Linked DNA regions of Mus musculus: region 2 is linked to region 1. The links are chromatin loops, found by intact Hi-C in ENCODE. Cell type or tissue: heart. All regions are shown on one strand. Each heading gives the region's core, and the rest is flanking DNA. Links, peaks and the distances in the headings are about the cores only. Region 1 holds the start of Tm9sf4 (transmembrane 9 superfamily protein member 4). Region 2 holds the start of Asxl1 (additional sex combs like 1).

Region 1 (8,445 bases), core at 333-8,332:
CCTGCAGAGGATCTGGGTTTGCGTCCCTGCACCCAGAAGGTGGCTCTCAACCCTCCGTGACTCCGGTTCTGATGACCTCTGGTTTCCTCAGGCACCGGCATGCACACAGTACACATATATGCATGCAGGCAAACACACATAAAATGTAAAAAGATATTTTATTAAGAAGGTGCAATTTTGTGGTATATGAATCATATTCATAGAGATAAAACCATAATAGAAGCTGATAGTGTGAGGAGATGATATAAGGGAAGTGGAGTATTATATGCCCATGAATGTACTCAATGGGCATTTCCCAAGTTCCATTAAAATACTGCCAAGAGTAGTTTTCTGTAATAAGATATGATGAGTCTGCTTCTCAACTCTGCCCAGCCAGATGAATTCTATGCTGTAACTTTATACAGTGCAGAATCCAGGGCAGAAGGCAAACTCCTGGCTTCCTTTTCCTATGGCCAGAGAAGTTGTACTCTGAAGATTCAGGAAACACTAACTGTGTGCTTAGTAGACCTGGGTAGCATTTGCACAACTCTTAGAGCCATTCATGAATGTAAGCGAGGGAGGGAAAAGCCCTTGCACTGCATACCCACAACTCTAACTTTCAAAGGAAAACAGCCTCCCCACATCACCAGCCTTTTCACACGGCCACCAAGTCCACTAGCTCAGTTCCTTTCTGTATGACTTGCCTCAGAAGTGGATCCACTCCAAATTAGATCTATATGCCCCACCCAAAATGGTTATGAAATAGCTTACATGTATGAGGGGGTGGGAACAGTACTCACTTCTGTGTAGTAATGTGCTTGGCACAAACTAAATTCATACCTACTTGTGACTCCACATACACCTCTGTACAAACTTGCTTCTGTGCCTTTTCACTGAACACGCAGTTTCTTGAGTGCCTTTTAAACTGGGCTCAGTATATAGCACATTCTCCATTCATGCTATCTATCTATCTACCTACCTACCTACCTACCTAAATTTCTCTACATAGTCCTAGCTCTCTGAACTATCTAGACCAGGCTAGCCTTGAACTCACAGAGATCCCTCAGCCTCCCAGGTGCCACATTCTCTATTTATTGAATTGAGTTAAATTGGTTTCCATGGGGCTGGAGAGATGGCTCAGTGGTTAAGAGCACTGACTGCTCTTCCAAAAGTCCTGAGTTCAATTCCCAGCAACCACATGGTGGCTCACAATCATCTGCAACGTGATCTGACGCCCTCTTCTGGTGTGTCTGAAGACAACTACAGTGTACCCATACACATAAACAAAAAATCTTTTTAAAAAACTGGTTTCTGCCGGGCGTGGTGGTGCACGCCTTTAATCCCAGCACTCAAGAGGCAGAGGCAGGTGGATTTCTGAGTTCGAGGCCAGCCTGGTCTACAAAGTGAGTTCCAGGACAGCCAGGGCTATAAAGAGAAACCCTGTCTCGAAAAACAAAAAAACAAAACAAAACAAAAAAAATTGGTTTCTATGGTCTATCTGCACATTAAGAACAAGCTGGCTCCCCTGATATGTTGTCCCAGTAGGGTAGGAGGAAGTGAAGCCAACCTAATAGAAAAATCTATTTCAAAATCCAGTACACAGATTGCTAACCGTGAGCTACACCATGCACCAATCACAAGCACACTTACTTCTAGCAAGTGCGGTTCTTATTTGTCTCTGGTTTCGTCCCTGATTGCTGTTTGCTACGCTACCCTTCCCCATGGTTCCGGTGTTAAAAGTCTTCTATAGATTCCTTAAACATGTCATTCAGCCATCACACTTGCCATTTTCTTTGCCTGGGACATTCTTTGCAAAGCTGGTTTGTTTGTTTGTGTTTTGTCTGTCAGTCCGTCCCAGCTATGATGCCCAGTTACTGCCAATCACCATCCCGTCACCTTGCTACCCTCACAGCATTTAGCAGCACCAGGCAGGTTTCCTGGAATGAGAGTGGGCCCACGAGGGTGGGACCATGACCCTCTGACAGTCATATACCTAGTTCCTGGCAGTCACTGGACATTCAAATATTTGCTGAATGAAGAAACGTACACCAGAAATACATATTGCTAACTTATAAACTCTTAAAAGCTCTGTACAGGGCAGGAATTTCCCTGTGCAGTGCTATAAATGCCACCTTACTAAACTCTCTATGAACAAGAAAGGGTGTGACTTCCTGGCTTCACATTCGCCTTATTCTGAATGTGATAAAGGAGAAAAAGGATTTCAACATCCCACTTTAGGGATTTACCCCTCTTCATGATTCATACTGAAGTCTGTGGCCACAGAAACCAGGGAAAGCTTTGAATCTGCTTTTCCCCTAAACAGAGCCAAATATCGAACTTAGGCTCCTGGGTACGCTCAAGCAAGTGCTCCACAAAAGGGGTTACAATCCGCAAAACCTTGAACATTTTTACCTGATTTCTGGGGTTATAAACAAGGAACCTAATTTAAAAAAAAAAAAAAAAAAGTCAGCCGTCTGCTAACAGGACAGACTCCTTTCATGAATTAACCTGGCCCTGTTTAGAGAAAACCAACATCAAATAACTTAAGCAAGAATTTTCCTTCAGTAGAGTCAAATGTCACAAGCTTTTTCTCTGAGTCTTTCTTGTCATTCACTACCACGATGGAATTAATTTTATCTTCTGAGGCAGCAATGTACAAGACCACCCAGGAAAATTCACTTTCGACTTTTGTTCTCATTTCTTGGCAAACAGAATTTGAGGTGAACTTCTCTTAGAAAATCTGACCTTCAAAAACTTAATTCTGTGGTTGATAAACAGAAGTCAGCTAGTGACTCATCCTTCAGGCACAGGTATATTACCTCCACTCTCATCCACAAAGAGACTTAATTCTAGTCAGCTTCATGATAGTGACCCTTTATCTGTAAGGAGCTGTGTGGAGTGGGAGGGGGATACAGACAGGCAGGGCCAGAGGTGTTTTTAAACGGTAACCCAGGGACCACCTCCATTATAAACACAGGACTGTTTGTGAGACTATAGATTCCTGAGCATGGCCTAAGGTATTGCAATCTTTGGGAGTGATGCTCAGGAAACTATTTAAACATGCCTCCCCACCAACAACCCAAGATCCCCGTGCACAGTGGGGTTTAAGAACCAATCGGATAAAAGCACTTTAGGAGAGACAGATTTTGACAGAAAAGGCAGGAGAAGGGCAGGGCCTGGGGATGGGATGATGGGCATGGGATGCCCTGGTACAGCAGCAATCAAGCGGGATGCGCTATGGGAACCGCTGAGGGTGCAGGTAAGGACAAGGCTCGGGCTGGTGCGAGCAAGGTGGCACCCGCAGACTGGTTAGGCTGATGGGTATGTGGAGAGCTGGGTATGAACGTGAGGAGGAGGAGCGAAGGCAGAAATAACGGGGGCCTCTCGGGAGGAGACAAAGCCTGGAGGGGAAGAAATGGGAAATAGGGGTGACAAGGGGCGGGAACGAAAGCTGAAATGAGAACCGTGAAGGCATGAGCCGAAGTCTTCCTTCCAAGCGGCACCTCCCCTAAAACTCCAGGCCCTGACAAGCCTAGATGCCATGCCAAGGCTAGAGAAAGGGACTTTGTAGAGGCCGACCCAGTCAAGGGTAACCCGAGCAGGGGTTCTGGAGGAGGCTGGGAACCAGGCATGGGGCGCTGGAAGGTCCTGGGCTATCCAGGGGGGCCCTGCTCCAGCTCCGGTTCCCGGAGTCTCCTTCACTCACCATCGCCGCCGCCATCTTGGATCCACGTGTCGGCGTGATGACGTCAGCGGAAGTGGTGCTTCTGTGGTTACGGAGTGTAGCTCCACTAAGGGGACTCCTGGCTTCAGATTCTTCTGTAGTCGCAGTAGTGAGGAGGTAAAAGAAGCTTAATTTCTCCTTGGCAGATTGGCCTTGGCAGTGAGGTCTCTGACTAGGTGAAGAGAACGTACGGTGTAACTATTGGAGCCATATTGACTTCTGGCAGACCCGCTCCTCCGCCTACTCCTTTTGCATTGTGGGTAATGGGGGTGTGTGGAAATAGGCGCGCTCCCTGGATGCTTTCTTTAGTATTGGCAGAAAGAGTCGTTGCCAGGGTTACCCGGGACCTTAATTGTGAAACGGAAAGCATGGTAAACCCTCTCTGACAGCTTCTGATTTAGAGTAATTTGTAATTATATGTTTAAATATTTATTTGACTATAATATAGTCTTACTAATCGGCCGTAATAACTATGAAGGTAGGACTCTGTCTTTCCCTTACACTGCGTTTTTGTCGTCAGTGAAATGGGGCAGAGATTTCTAGATTTTTTTTTTTTTTTTTTTTTTTTGGTTTTCCGAGACAGGCTGGCCTCGAACTCAGAAATCCGCCTGCCTCTGCCTCCCGAGTGCTGGGATTAAAGGCGTGCGCCACCACGCCCAGCTCTAGATTATTTTTATAATTGGCTTATGTTAAGTATCCACTGACACAATCATATAAAGTATTCAATAAATAATTGTCATTATATAACGTATGTACATTCCTTCACACATATGGTAGGTGTCCCAAACAATATGCTTTGTTAAATGAGTGAATGAAAAGCAGAACACTTAGTGAAAGGAGACATTTTTCAATGTGGACTTCTCCATTCTAACTGGCTTAATGTATGACTTGAAGCAAGTCACTTAACCATCTTAAACTTAACTTTCCAGTATTGACTTAAAAGGGTCTGGGGAGGACTCAAAGGATCATAATGGAGAAAGACTGTTTGGTTCATATATACCACTGTAAAGTGTACAAAGAGCCAGTGCGGTCTTCTTAGATGGATCCAAAAAGCTGTTAAGAGAGTAGTAATGAGTTCTGAGGATATAGTTAATTTAGCAGATAGCCTGCCTAATCTTTAGCACTGGGACTTGTAATCCCCAAACTCAGAAGGTCCAGCAAGAAGAGTTCATGGTTATCCTGGGACATGTGAGACCTTGCCTCAGTCATCATCGTTACTATCATCTTTATCATTATCCGTGTTCAGTGGCTCACACTGGTAATTTTTGCGCTCAGGATGCTGAGGAAGGAAGGCATGGTGAGTTCAAGACCATCCTGAGCCATAAAGAGAGCCACGGGCTAAACAGAAAACTCAGCATTGCTTAAGTACTGTGCCAAAACTGGTCTTAAGATTTTTAGTTATCTCTTCTGCACCTTGGCAAGGAACAGCTGAGCTCTGACCACCACTGTGGTCAGTACTGATTACTACCGTGGTGGATTTTTTTCTGCATAAATGTCTACTAACAAGCCTCTCCTTCTTGCATGTTATGAGCATACTGGTTCTCCTGTCAAAAGGTGAATTTTTTTCTCTTGTTGAATGCTGGGGTTAAGTTACTTGCTTTGACCAAATAGAGTGAATTATAAGTGTCTTCCACTTCTGTGTCTAGGCTGTAAGAGGCTTGAAGCTTCTCCTTCCTCCCAAGGATATAAATATGGCTGGGTGTCCTGCTGCATAGACAGGTCTATGTCATTCCTCACAGAGTTCTAGAAACCCCACCTGACAGTTACACATATAAAGGAAATAAGTTTGTGCAGTTCAAACCTAGCAAGCTACTAACTAAATATAGAACATGTGAATATCCTTATTGATATTTGGAACAAAAGAACTACTTGGTTGAGCCTAGTTGATTTAGTATTGGGTTGGATTGTTATGAGTGCTGAAAAACAAACCCATAAATGCCTGGGACCAACACACCATCCCAAAGAGCAGATATATTCCCAAGAGGCACAGAGCTAGAGAAGCAGGATGGATTTACTAGATAGTCTTGTAGTAATTCTGAATTGCAGACTTGTGGCCAGTTCTACTGCAACTTAAGTCCTGGAAGTTTCTTACCACTATGTCTGGTTAAAGAGTAATACTGATGGGGCTGGAGACATGACTCAGCAGTTAAGACCATTGGAAGATCCTCTTCTAGAATATCAGAGTTTGAGTCCCAGCATCAACATGGCTGCGCACAACAGTCTGTAACTCCAATTTCCAGGGGGTTTGATGCCCTCTTATGGCCTCTGTAGGGACCAGGTATGTGAATGATGCGTAGCCATATATACAGCAAAATACCCCTACACATAATATAAAAGAAGATATTTATATTGATAAGGAAATATATATATTTGAGACAGGGTTTTGCTGTGTAACCCTGGCTGTCTTGGAATTCACTCTGTAGACCAGGCTAGCCTCAAATTCAGAGATCCACCTGCCTTTGCCTCCTAAGTGCTGGGATTAAAGATGTGTGCCACCACTGCCCAGCTCCAAGATGGTCATTTTTAAAAAAATTTATTATGTACAGTATTCTGCCTGCATGTCAGAAGAGGGTGCTGAGATCATGTTACAGATGGTTGTGAGCCACCATGTGGTTGCTGGGAATTGAACTCAGGACCTTGGAAGAGCAGTCAGTGTGTTCAACCTCTGAGCCATCTCTCCATCCCAAAGATTGTCATTTTTAAATGTTGTTACATATATTTATTTACTTAGTGTGTGTGTAGGGGGGTGTTGAGTGTGTACATATGATCATATGCCTTGTTGCACATACAGACTTTGTAGGAGTTGATCCTCTTCTTCTACAGTGTGGGCCCCAGGGTTTGAACTCAAATCTTGAGGCTTGGCTGTATGCATCTTTACTCACTGAGCCATCTTGTCAGCTCAGTATCATAGATTACCCTTCACAGCAGGTAGCATCTATTGCTGTTACACTATAACCAGCACAAAAATATATGATTGTTTTAAAACTTTCCTCCTGTTGCATACAGTTGCTCAAGCCCCTGATGAGCCATGACAGGCCTTCATTATTTCAGTTTCATCTTTTATTGCGTTCTATGCTAAAGTCGTTCCTCCATTTCACAATCTCCATTTCAGCTTCCCTAGTTCTGGGATCACAGGCATGCACTGCCACACCCAGCATTCTCCTATATATTTCTCATGAATGTGAACAAGTTCTAAGTCTATGTTGATATTAGAACACTATCTGGAAAGGGTATGACATCAAGCAAGTTATCATTGTGAGTATCTGAAGCTTATTCAGTGAGGAAACTATAGACCCATCCCTTAGACCAGTGGCTCTCAACCTTCCTGATGCCACATCCCTTTAATACAGTTCCTGGTGTTATGGTGACCCCCAATCATAAAGTTACTTTTGTTGCTACTTTACAACTGTAATTTTGCTACTGTTATGAATCCTAATGTAAATATCTGTGTTTTCTGATGGTTGCAGGCAGCCCCTGTGAAAGGGTCATTTGACCCCACAAAGGAGTCATGACCCTTGTTACATATATTTATTTACTTAGTGTGTGTGTAGGCGGGTGTTGAATGTGTACAGCAATAGATGCTACCTGCTGTTTTCTAGGGAGCTGCACGCACTAAAGGGGGCTACCCGCTCCCAAAGGGGTGATTGTGTGGTAAGTTCACCATTCTGGGAACAATAACAGCTGAGGCTTTTGCAGTTTAAAATATACATGCAACACACACACCCCAGGCACAGTAATGCACATCATGGCAGAAGAAAGCCCAGCCCACTCTAAGAGAAAGGAGCCCTGGCTTTGGAGGTAAAAGGCAGGAGAGAGACAGATCAGGCTGTTAGGGTGGGCAGTTCTCTAAAGTCTACTCAGAGATTTAGGCTTTAGCCAGCTTTACCATTCTTCTGGCTCATTCATCTTCCTCCAGGTCTAGTATGGTAGCTAAAGAAAACGATTATAGGCAGAAGGAGAGATATAAAAAATAAGGGACAAAGAGCCCATACCAGTTGACTTATAAAAAGGTTCCTTAGGGTTTAGCATGTTCCCTGCAGTTCCCACTCACAGCTCACACCACCTGTAACTGCAGTTCCAGGGGACCTGCTACCCTCTACTGGCCTCTATGGGTACTGTACACATGCCACACAAGCACACACATAAACACACACACACACACACACACACAAATCTCTTTTTTTGAGGCAGGATTTCTCTGTATAGCCCTGGCTGTCCTGGAACTCACTTTGTAGACCAGGCTGGCCTCGAACTCAGAAATCCGCCTGCCTCTGCCTCTGCCTCTGCCTCTGCCTCTGCCTCTGCCTCTGCCTCTGCCTCTGCCTCTGCCTCTGCCTCTGCCTCTGCCTCTGCCTCTGCCTCTGCCTCTGCCTCTGCCTCTGCCTCTGCCTCTGCCTCTGCCTCTGCCTCCCAAGTGCTGGGATTAAAAGCATGCACCACCACTGCCCAGCTAGTCTTTTCTTTTTTTAAATATATATATTTGAAAATGTGGTCAGATGTGGTGCCATATGCCCTAATTTCAGCATCTGGGAGACAGAGGCAGGTGGAGCTCAGTAAGTTTGAGGCCATCCTCATCTACAGTTCTGGTCCCAGTGGATTCTGGACTAGCCAGAGAGACCTTGTCTAAAAAAAAAATAATGATAATAATAATAACTTTTGAGATTACAACATAATTACATTTCTCCCTTCCCTTTCCTTCTTCCAACCCCTCCCATGTATCCTTCTTGCTCTCAATCAAATTT
Region 2 (8,445 bases), core at 288-8,287, 180 kb before region 1:
AATCCCAGCAACCACATGGTGGCTCACAACCAACCGTAACGAGATCTGCCGTCCTCTTCTGGTGCATCTGAAGACAGCTACAGTGTACTTAGGTACTTATAAATAAATAAATAAATAAATATAAATACATCTTAAAAAAAAAAAAGAATGTTCAGACATGAATCAGAGCAAAAACAAAGCATGCAATGTAGCATTTCTCAAAAGCCAGAGAAATCTATTTAAGTGTAGTACACAATTTAAAAGAAAATCTCCTTGGCTGTTTCTCCCAAATTGTTCCTAACAAGATGGCATATTTATTCCACATCTCTACTTCCGATAGCTAGAAATGCCATGCACTCTGTAAGGCATCTGAGAGAAGAATGTCCACTTCTTAAATCTAACAACTGCAAAAACCCATCTGCAGGAGTCGGCTACTCTGCTAGAATTCTCCAGAATCCTGTAAGCTTTCCTACGTCAAAATGGCATATATAAGGTTATTATCTACTCCCCAATTTGAGCAAGGCCAAGAGCGATTAGAAACCCCCACCTGACAAGCACATGAGTCGCCATAACATGTGATCTAATTTCAACTGTCCAAAAGCAGTTACCAATAGTAACCTTGTGGCAAAACTGACTGCATTGCCATTGTAGCTCACTGCTTGCCAGGTGTTCCTTTATGAAGTAAAAGCAAAAACTCCCAGCACTCAGTGTAGCGGGACTTTTTCTTTTTAATGGGAAGACGACTTTGCACTCCCCCATCCACCCCCACAAAAAGCACAGAAAATTCTAAAATACAAAGCACATAAAAGATATGCAAAATTGCATACCATGTTCCCACAAGTCCTCTTTCAAATGTACAACTACACCACAAAGAAATTCCTGTTCAGATTACTATTTTTAACTGAAGAGCCACAGTAGAAAAAGAGAAATAACTTCAGATAATTGAGCTTGAAGGTGAGCCAATGATAAAATAGAAATAGCAACCTTAACCTTGGAATTCAAACCACAGTAAATTTAAGAACTTAAAGAGGCTTAAAATAACAGTGGATTCCAAACTGCCAGAGCCTTTCAATTAATAAGAGCCCAAAGAGCTTTGAGAGGAGAAGATTTCAGAGCTGTCAGGACATAAATAACACAGGATCTGAAGGTACTTTCACCTACCTCTAACAAGTAGGGTTCTGGCAAGCAAATATTCCTTGGGTGCCCAGAGTCATAAACACCTGCACACAGAAACTTAGAACTTCAATGGTCAAGATCCAACAACTTCCATGATAAAATAAAAAAACCTACATTTTAGCTTTCTCCTAAGCTCCTTCAGACTTAAATTTATTAAGAGAAGCATGAAGAAATCATTAAGTTCCAAAAATCATAAATACTAGGCAAAGTTCTAGTTTTGATTGAATCACAGAAGGAAAAATACACCACCTCGGAGTTTCAATTTTCATATGCCAAGCAAAAAATAAACTACATCTTTCACACAAACAATCCCTGTTTCTGTTCCCAGGGTAACAGGAGAAGAGCGATGATCAGGAATACCAGTGGAAATTCTCTGGTAGCTCAAACAGCCATGGGTAAATGAATAACCGGCTTTCACAGACTCTAAAAAAAAAAAGGGTTCACTCTAGATCTTTATCAACCTCCAACACTTTTGAGGCAGACAGAACTCACTTTCCAGTAAAAGGAACGGCTAGAAGAAAGCTGAGCTTCACTCCACCATTAAAACTAAATTATAACAATTACATATAAAATACAGGGCGTCAACACAAAAGCAGGATGCACCCATAACCCTGCACTGTGGCAGTCTGAGGAAGTGACATCTCCGAGAAAAGTATAAACCATTAGAATTGTCACCAGCAACATTTCATAAGAACATGCCTCCGGTCTTTTGGCTTTGTATTTTGAGTCCAAAAGAAAGCTATCGCACAAGTCTACTGAAGCTTGGGAAACAGAAAAGCCACAAATCCTCTGGGCAGGTAGCGAGCTCAAAAACCTATTTACTTTTTTTTTTTTTTAACTAAACCCTCAGAAGGGAAGCCTCAAACAGATACACATTCTTGGCAAAGTGTATTCTGCTCCTCTGCAAACTGCCTACCCCCCATTGTAGTCACAGGGCTCAGTGTGATTTAAATATTCGAGGGTCACCGGCATAACAATCGCTTAAGCAGCTGCCTAAAGTACTGTTTCTCAGAGGAATCTCGAGTTCAGTGTGTTTAAAATGAGCCCTAGTGCCAATGTTTGAAACAAAGTCCCCAGGTATGCTCCCACCGGGCACTCTAGTAGTTTGAGAACCACTACTCAGGGTTCACATCGGTCCTTAGCGACTGCTTTCCGACACACACCTGGTTTAAATTGCCAACGCTCTAAATGCTTCTCGCGTCCTTGAAACCAGGGGCACTTTTCCCACCCCTACGGTGTCTTAGTGACCCACACACCTCTGCCCACGAAGAAGTCCGGGGAAGCACTTCCGACCTTTCCCGGAAACCTAACTCCCCGCAGAAGAATAAACGGGCGCTTTCCCCGGGACCCCCCGCTGCTGCTGCCAACGTGGGGGGAGGGGAGACTGGCGCCCGGGCGCTCGGAGGGGGGAGGAGCCGCTTGCCAGCTCGCCCCTCCGCAGGAATTCAAGGGGTGGGGGGATGCAGAGAAAAGGCGTCCCAGCCTCCTCGGGCCCGGGACCTCGGGAGCTCCACACCCGGGCGGCCCCGCCCCCTGCTGCGGTGGGCAGGGCCTCGCCCCTCCCCCGCCCGGGGAGCCGCGCGGAGCCCACCCCCTACGCCCCCCGCCGCGGCCCCCCGGGCAGCTCGGCTCACCAGGCGCGCGGCCTCGGCCCACGTGCGCTCCTTCTTCCTCTTCTGTTTGTCCTTCATCCTCCTCCTCCGCGGCGGCGGTGGCGGCTCCACGCGGGTCCTTCGGGCGGGGCGGACTGGGGCGGTGGCGGCGCGGGGCTGGGGCGGAGGCGGCGGCAGCGGCGGGGGGCGCGTGGCGGCGGCGGCGCGTGCGAGGGCTCGGGTGCGGCCGGAGAGGGCGGGCGCACCGGGACTGGCTAGAGCGAGACCCCGGCGCGAGGGTGGCGCTGGGGGGAGGGGCGGCGGCGGCTCCACGCGCCCGCGCTGCGTCAGTCGCCCACGGTGGCAGCGGCAGCGGCAGCCCCGCGATGGCTAAGGAATGCGGCGGCTCCGCATAACCACGGGGTCAGAGGTCACGGCTCCGGCCTCCGCGTTCCCGCGCTGCTGGGAAACCCAAGAGCGAACTAGTGGCGGGCGGGCCCGGATGGCGAGACGCGGCTTTCCTTTCGACGCTCGGATGCGTGCGTGTCTGCCGTGGGTATGTGTGTGTATGTGTGTGCCCGCGTGTGTGTGAGAGAGAAGAGTGAGGAGGGGGAGTGTGGGTTTTTTTTTTTTTTTTTTGAACAAAAACAAACCGAAAGGGTGGCTGGGATTTGTAGTCCTCACTGGCTTCCTGGCCTACCCCTCTCCGGAAGAAAATGGCTGCCTCAAGTGCTTGGACCACATTTCCCGGAGTGCCCCGGGCTCCTGTTTTCCGCCCACTTTCTTCCGTACCCCGCTGCGCTCCAAGCACGGTAAAGAAGGGGGCGGGAAGTCGGTCAGAAAAAGATGGGGCGGGGTCTCGCGAGGTTCGGGAACTAGCGGAGGCCTGAGGGTTTCTGGGAGGTGGTGCTGGGAAGGGGCGGTGGCTGGACTCCCCCCTGGCCGCGCGCGCGGTTAACCCGTTCAAAGCTTTTTTTTGATTCTGGTGGCGGGTCCAGTGCGGTTTCGGATCTGGAGTTGGTAGTCTGCTACCCTGCTTCCACTGCACCATCCCCCACCGCATACACAGTTCTCTTCTGGACTTCTGGTGGGTGACAAAAAGCAGGACTTTTCTTTTTGGCCCACCCTTAAATGAGTCAACTGGCGCATAGTAATAAGCAAAGAGACACTCATATCAGTAAAACGGTTATTGCACGATTGACCGACTTAGGTGATTAACCCATTTCCTCTTGTAATACCTCTGTGTGTTTGCAGAGAATGCACCTGCAGTTTCCAGCAGCGTTGCCGCCAGGTGAATTTGATGATCCGATAGTAGGTAAACACTGAAGGTCCATCCACAGAAATCTAAATGCACCTGAGTGTATATTTAGACGCAGTTGCCCGGAGAGAGGTCAAGTCCTAATGTCAGCCAACCTAGATTTAGAATCCTAGTTGTGACTCCTTGACTACTCCTAACCCCGCTGAGCCTGTTTGATCAATGTTAGCATAGTATCCCACAACCTTGATGGGGTACAAATTAGCATGAAGTATCTAGAAGATGGGAGAGAATGTGGAAGATCCTGATATTAGGCTCATGTAATTTGGCTTCTGCTGTAGAATAAATGAGAGCTGTTATTACTACACAGTGGGCAATGGAGCCTCTGTTCCTTGATTGCAGTGACAGGATGATAAGGTTTGAAGCACCCAGAACATTATTTTTCTGTGTTTGTTGGCCCAAAGTACAGAAACATCTCTACAGTCTTGAACTGGATTGATGGCCAGGTTTTACAGTTTTTGAAAGGTTTATGTGGGTAAAAAAACACCCTGTACTCTTGTGGTGTTAGTACACAGGCAGCCAGTGCTGAGACGAAGAAATCACCCAGCAGTCCAACCCTTGTACCTAAAGGACTCAGCGGTCCTTATTAGTGCTCACCCAAGACTCAAATTCAATAAACAGAAACACTCTTCTCATTTCATCCCAAAAGCGAGGGGAGAACTACATCTAAAATTATTTTATTGTTATTGTTTTTGACATTTTAGGTTTTGTTTTTGAGACAGACACCTGACTGGCCTGGAACTCACTGTGTAGACCAGGTTAGCTCTGGACTCAGATCCACCTGCCACTGCCTTCCAAGTGCTGGGATTAAATTAGGTGTATATTAGGACTCTGTTGGTGGGGAGAGAGTTGAACTGAGGACCTCCCACAATCCCTGAGCATATCCTAACACCATTTCACTATTTTTTTATTTTGAAACAAAAACTCACAATATGGACAGGCTGGCGTCAATGGGCTTCTATTGTCTTACCTCTGCCTCCCATTAATACATGTGAGATTAAAATGCATGCCCCACTAACCCTGGCCTTTGGTAGTTTTGCTTATAGTTTTTCAATCTGCAGCTGAGACAATCACCTCTGAGAGGATAGTGGTTCAGATGTTTTGAATTGATCCATAGCTCCAACAAAGCCACACACTTGGAAGGGTTGAATAGGGAAGACTGTAAAATGCAGGCTTTGTGTTTTGTTGTGTTGGGACTTGGGCTCAAGATGCATGGTAGATGCTTTACCACTGTCCTACCTTTCAAGCCCTTTATGTTTTGGGACAAGTTCTTATTAAGTATTGCAGGTTGGCTTGACCCATGGGTGGGGACCCAGAACTCCATTACACTCATTGGAAAAAGGAGCTTTGCAGATCAATTTTAGACCTTAGGAAGATCATCCTAGACTTCTGAGTGGGCCACGTGGGTCCCAGAAAGTATAGGTGTTTTGGAAATGTGAAGCAATTCAGTTTGCTGTTACTGGCTTTGAAGTAGCAGAAAGCAAAGGAATGTAAGCAGCATCAGGACTAAACCTGCCAACAGCAGTGAGGAATTAGGGACCTTAGTCATTCAACCCAGTGGAGCTGAACTCTGACAGTGCAGATGAACTCAGAAACAAGAGTTTCCAGAAAAGAAAATACATACCTTGACTTCAGCCTCAGATTAGAGCAGGGAACCACTGAAACCCACTCAGTATGTGGACTCCTGGCCCAGGAAGCAACAGGCTTTTCTCAGTGTGCTTTAAGCTCCTATTGCTTTAACTTGTTACAGCCAATAAAGCCCAATGCAAACATTGTGTCAGACCTTTTCAGTTTGTATCAGCAAGCAGTTGCCTAGTTTTCACAAGTGGTACAGGCTGTGGGAAGATCACATGAATATTTCAAGATCTCTACCCTTGGAGAATCAAATTAGTGACAATAGCCTCATTAAGCATGAAGAGAAAGTAGTACTTCCAGAGGTCTGTATAAGGTACGTGTTGGAAATGGGTGAGACAGCTCATGTCTAATTTCATCACTTGGGAGATGAAAGCAGGAAGATTTTAAGCTCAAAGGCAGCCTGGGCTCCATATTTTGAAGCCAATCTAAGAGACTCTACCAAAGAAAGGAGAGGGAAATATTTGAAAATTAGATTTGGTTATTAAGCCTTAAGAGGTTTTGGTGGTGTTTTTTTTTTTTTCCTAATTAACAAGAATCACAAGTTTGTCAGAAGCAGCAAGCATATACATGCTTTTAGTGTGATTTAACGTTGTTTTTATCACTGTGCTTTTATTACAGGTGACCTTTGAAAGTTAACAGGGGTGCCATGGGCTGAGTAAGATAAACGGAACTGCTGTTCAACCCCGCCCAGTCTGGGGATGAGTCATTGTTTTCAAATTTATGAACAAAGCACACAAATTAAGAATAATACAAGCAAGAAACAGCAGAGAGACACAAAAGGACATAGAATCCCTGATCCTCACTGTGATCTGGTAACACTAGTTCTAGGGCTGGAGAGAGAGATGCTCAGGGCAAGTGCTCTTACAGAGAACATGAGTTCAATTCCCAGAACCCACATGGTACCTCACAACTGCCTATTTCATACATGTGGGGCAGAACACCGATACACATACTTTTTTTTTTAAGAATTGAAAAAAAAAAAAAATTGGTTCTGGACTCCAGTGGGTCTGAGTTTGAAACCGTAGCTGTTCTCCAGTTGTGTGGCCTTGAATAAGTTATGCAACTTCATCAACCAAGCACTGTCATTGGACAGCAGAGAATATGACAAAAGTCAACGGGCGATCTGAACAAGTGGCACATGCTTGCATACTTGGATGACACAGTTCGAGAAGCACTTGAACCCTGAAGTTTACAAACAGCCTCGATAACACAGGAAGACCCCATCTCAGAAGAATAGATGAGATCACTATTTCTCAGCTTCAGCATTGCAGATGATCAGCTAATGTGGAACTCTCCAGCCCCTTTGCACATTGCATTTCTTTGCATGGCTTTTGGTTGGTAACTATACATTTGGCATCTGTTTGGATTTTTTTTCTGTATACCCCAAATGCCAGCCATAGTCTTGGGCATATAGTAGGCAGTCAAACTGTTGGTGTATGAACCATTCTCAGTAATTCTTTTGTTGTAGACAGTCTCTGAGGAATTATCCCCTATTGAATGGTCTCATAACAGTTTTGGAAAGCGCTCATGTAGGGAAAAAACTAAGATAAGATTTTACCCAGGAAGGTCTCCACAAGTGCAAAGTAGAGACTTCAGGACATTCCCAGTCTCGTTGTGTTGCCAAATCTACCCTCACAATGCATGACTTAACTCATAAATCCTGGGCCAGTCACAGTTTTTTAAATTCTACTCTTTAGTCTCCCATGCTCTGGAGAAGGTATTTAAATTGCCAAAATGTTTAACAATAGTTCTCTAGGTTTTATAAGACTAGTTAGTTTACTGGTAATTTTTCTGTACAAAAAAATTGCATTGGGCTGGTGAGATGGCTCAGTGGGTAAGAGCACCCAACTGCTCTTCTGAAGGTCTGAAGTTCAAATCCCAGCAACCACATGGTGGCTCACAACCATCCATAATGAGATCTAACTCCCTCTTCTGGAGTGTCTGAAGACAACTACAGTGTACTTACATATAATAAAAATAAATAAATCTTTAAAAAAAATACTTGCTAAAAAATTGCATTATTTTAACTTTAAAAGTTTTTACTTCAAAAACAATAAAACATTTAAAGTGGCAGTTATAATAGTGATATAGTAAATATATTTTTTCTGTCACATCTTCCAAATCTAGAATGTGTGCTCCATTATGATGTAAAAGTAAAGTTTCATTAATATCAGCCAATAGTGGAAGAACATCTTTAATAATAGATTCATCTTCCCACTTTGGTGGACCTGTAGAGTGGCCTCAAAGGGAGACTTAAGCTGGTTTTTATCAAAATTTTGGGACATGACATTTCCTGACAGAATAAAGTTTTCTGGTAGAAATTTCCTCATTAAAGACTCATTTCTAATTTTTAACCTCTCTTAATACCTGGAATAGACATTCAGAGTCACCATAGATCTTCTGACACTATAAAGTGATATTGTCTGGGGCTGCTTATGTTATTGTTTTGCTGTTGCTGTTGTTGCTGCTGCTGCTGCTACTGCTGTTGTTTTGAGACAGGGTCTTTCTGTGTAGCCCTGGCTGTCCTGGAACTCACTCTGAAGAGTACACTGGCCTCAAACTCAGATCCACCTGCCTCTGCCTCCCAAGAGTGTGTACCACTATGTGTGGCTATTATTTTGCTTTTTGAAGCTAGAATCCCACTCAGTACCCCAGGCTAGCCTCAGCAATCCCCCTGCATCAGCCTCCAAGTACTGGAATTCCAGGTATGATCACTGAGCTCTTAAGATTAGACAAAAGGCGTCACAG

What was found. Hi-C counts contacts between places; a loop is a spot of excess contacts. Peaks named below come from ENCODE experiments on the same cell type or tissue, not always from the same donor. Only the 100,000 strongest peaks of a DNase experiment are listed, where the experiment ranks them.
Region 2: it touches region 1 in a loop (3-fold over the local background); 2 of 42 quality-filtered maps call a loop at or near these places.

What each region holds. Positions count from the first base shown.
Region 1 is chr2:153,156,812-153,165,256 of GRCm38, reverse strand. Tm9sf4 (transmembrane 9 superfamily protein member 4) reads right to left here and starts at 3,956. Exons shown (of 18, transcript NM_133847.3): 1 at 3,686-3,956. The coding sequence starts at 3,700. In heart, for the core only: a CTCF peak has its summit at 7,767 (motif pointing left); DNase peaks (open chromatin) are centred at 3,716 and 3,966; H3K4me3 peaks cover 2,123 bases; H3K27ac peaks cover 1,448 bases.
Region 2 is chr2:153,340,735-153,349,179 of GRCm38, reverse strand. Asxl1 (additional sex combs like 1) reads right to left here and starts at 3,350. Exons shown (of 13, transcript NM_001039939.2): 1 at 2,790-3,350. The coding sequence starts at 2,846. 2500004C02Rik (RIKEN cDNA 2500004C02 gene) reads left to right here and starts at 3,370. Exons shown (of 2, transcript NR_040318.1): 1 at 3,370-3,559; 2 at 6,316-8,023. In heart, for the core only: no CTCF peak of the experiment used is centred there; DNase peaks (open chromatin) are centred at 2,739, 2,929 and 3,569; H3K4me3 peaks cover 4,193 bases; H3K27ac peaks cover 3,967 bases.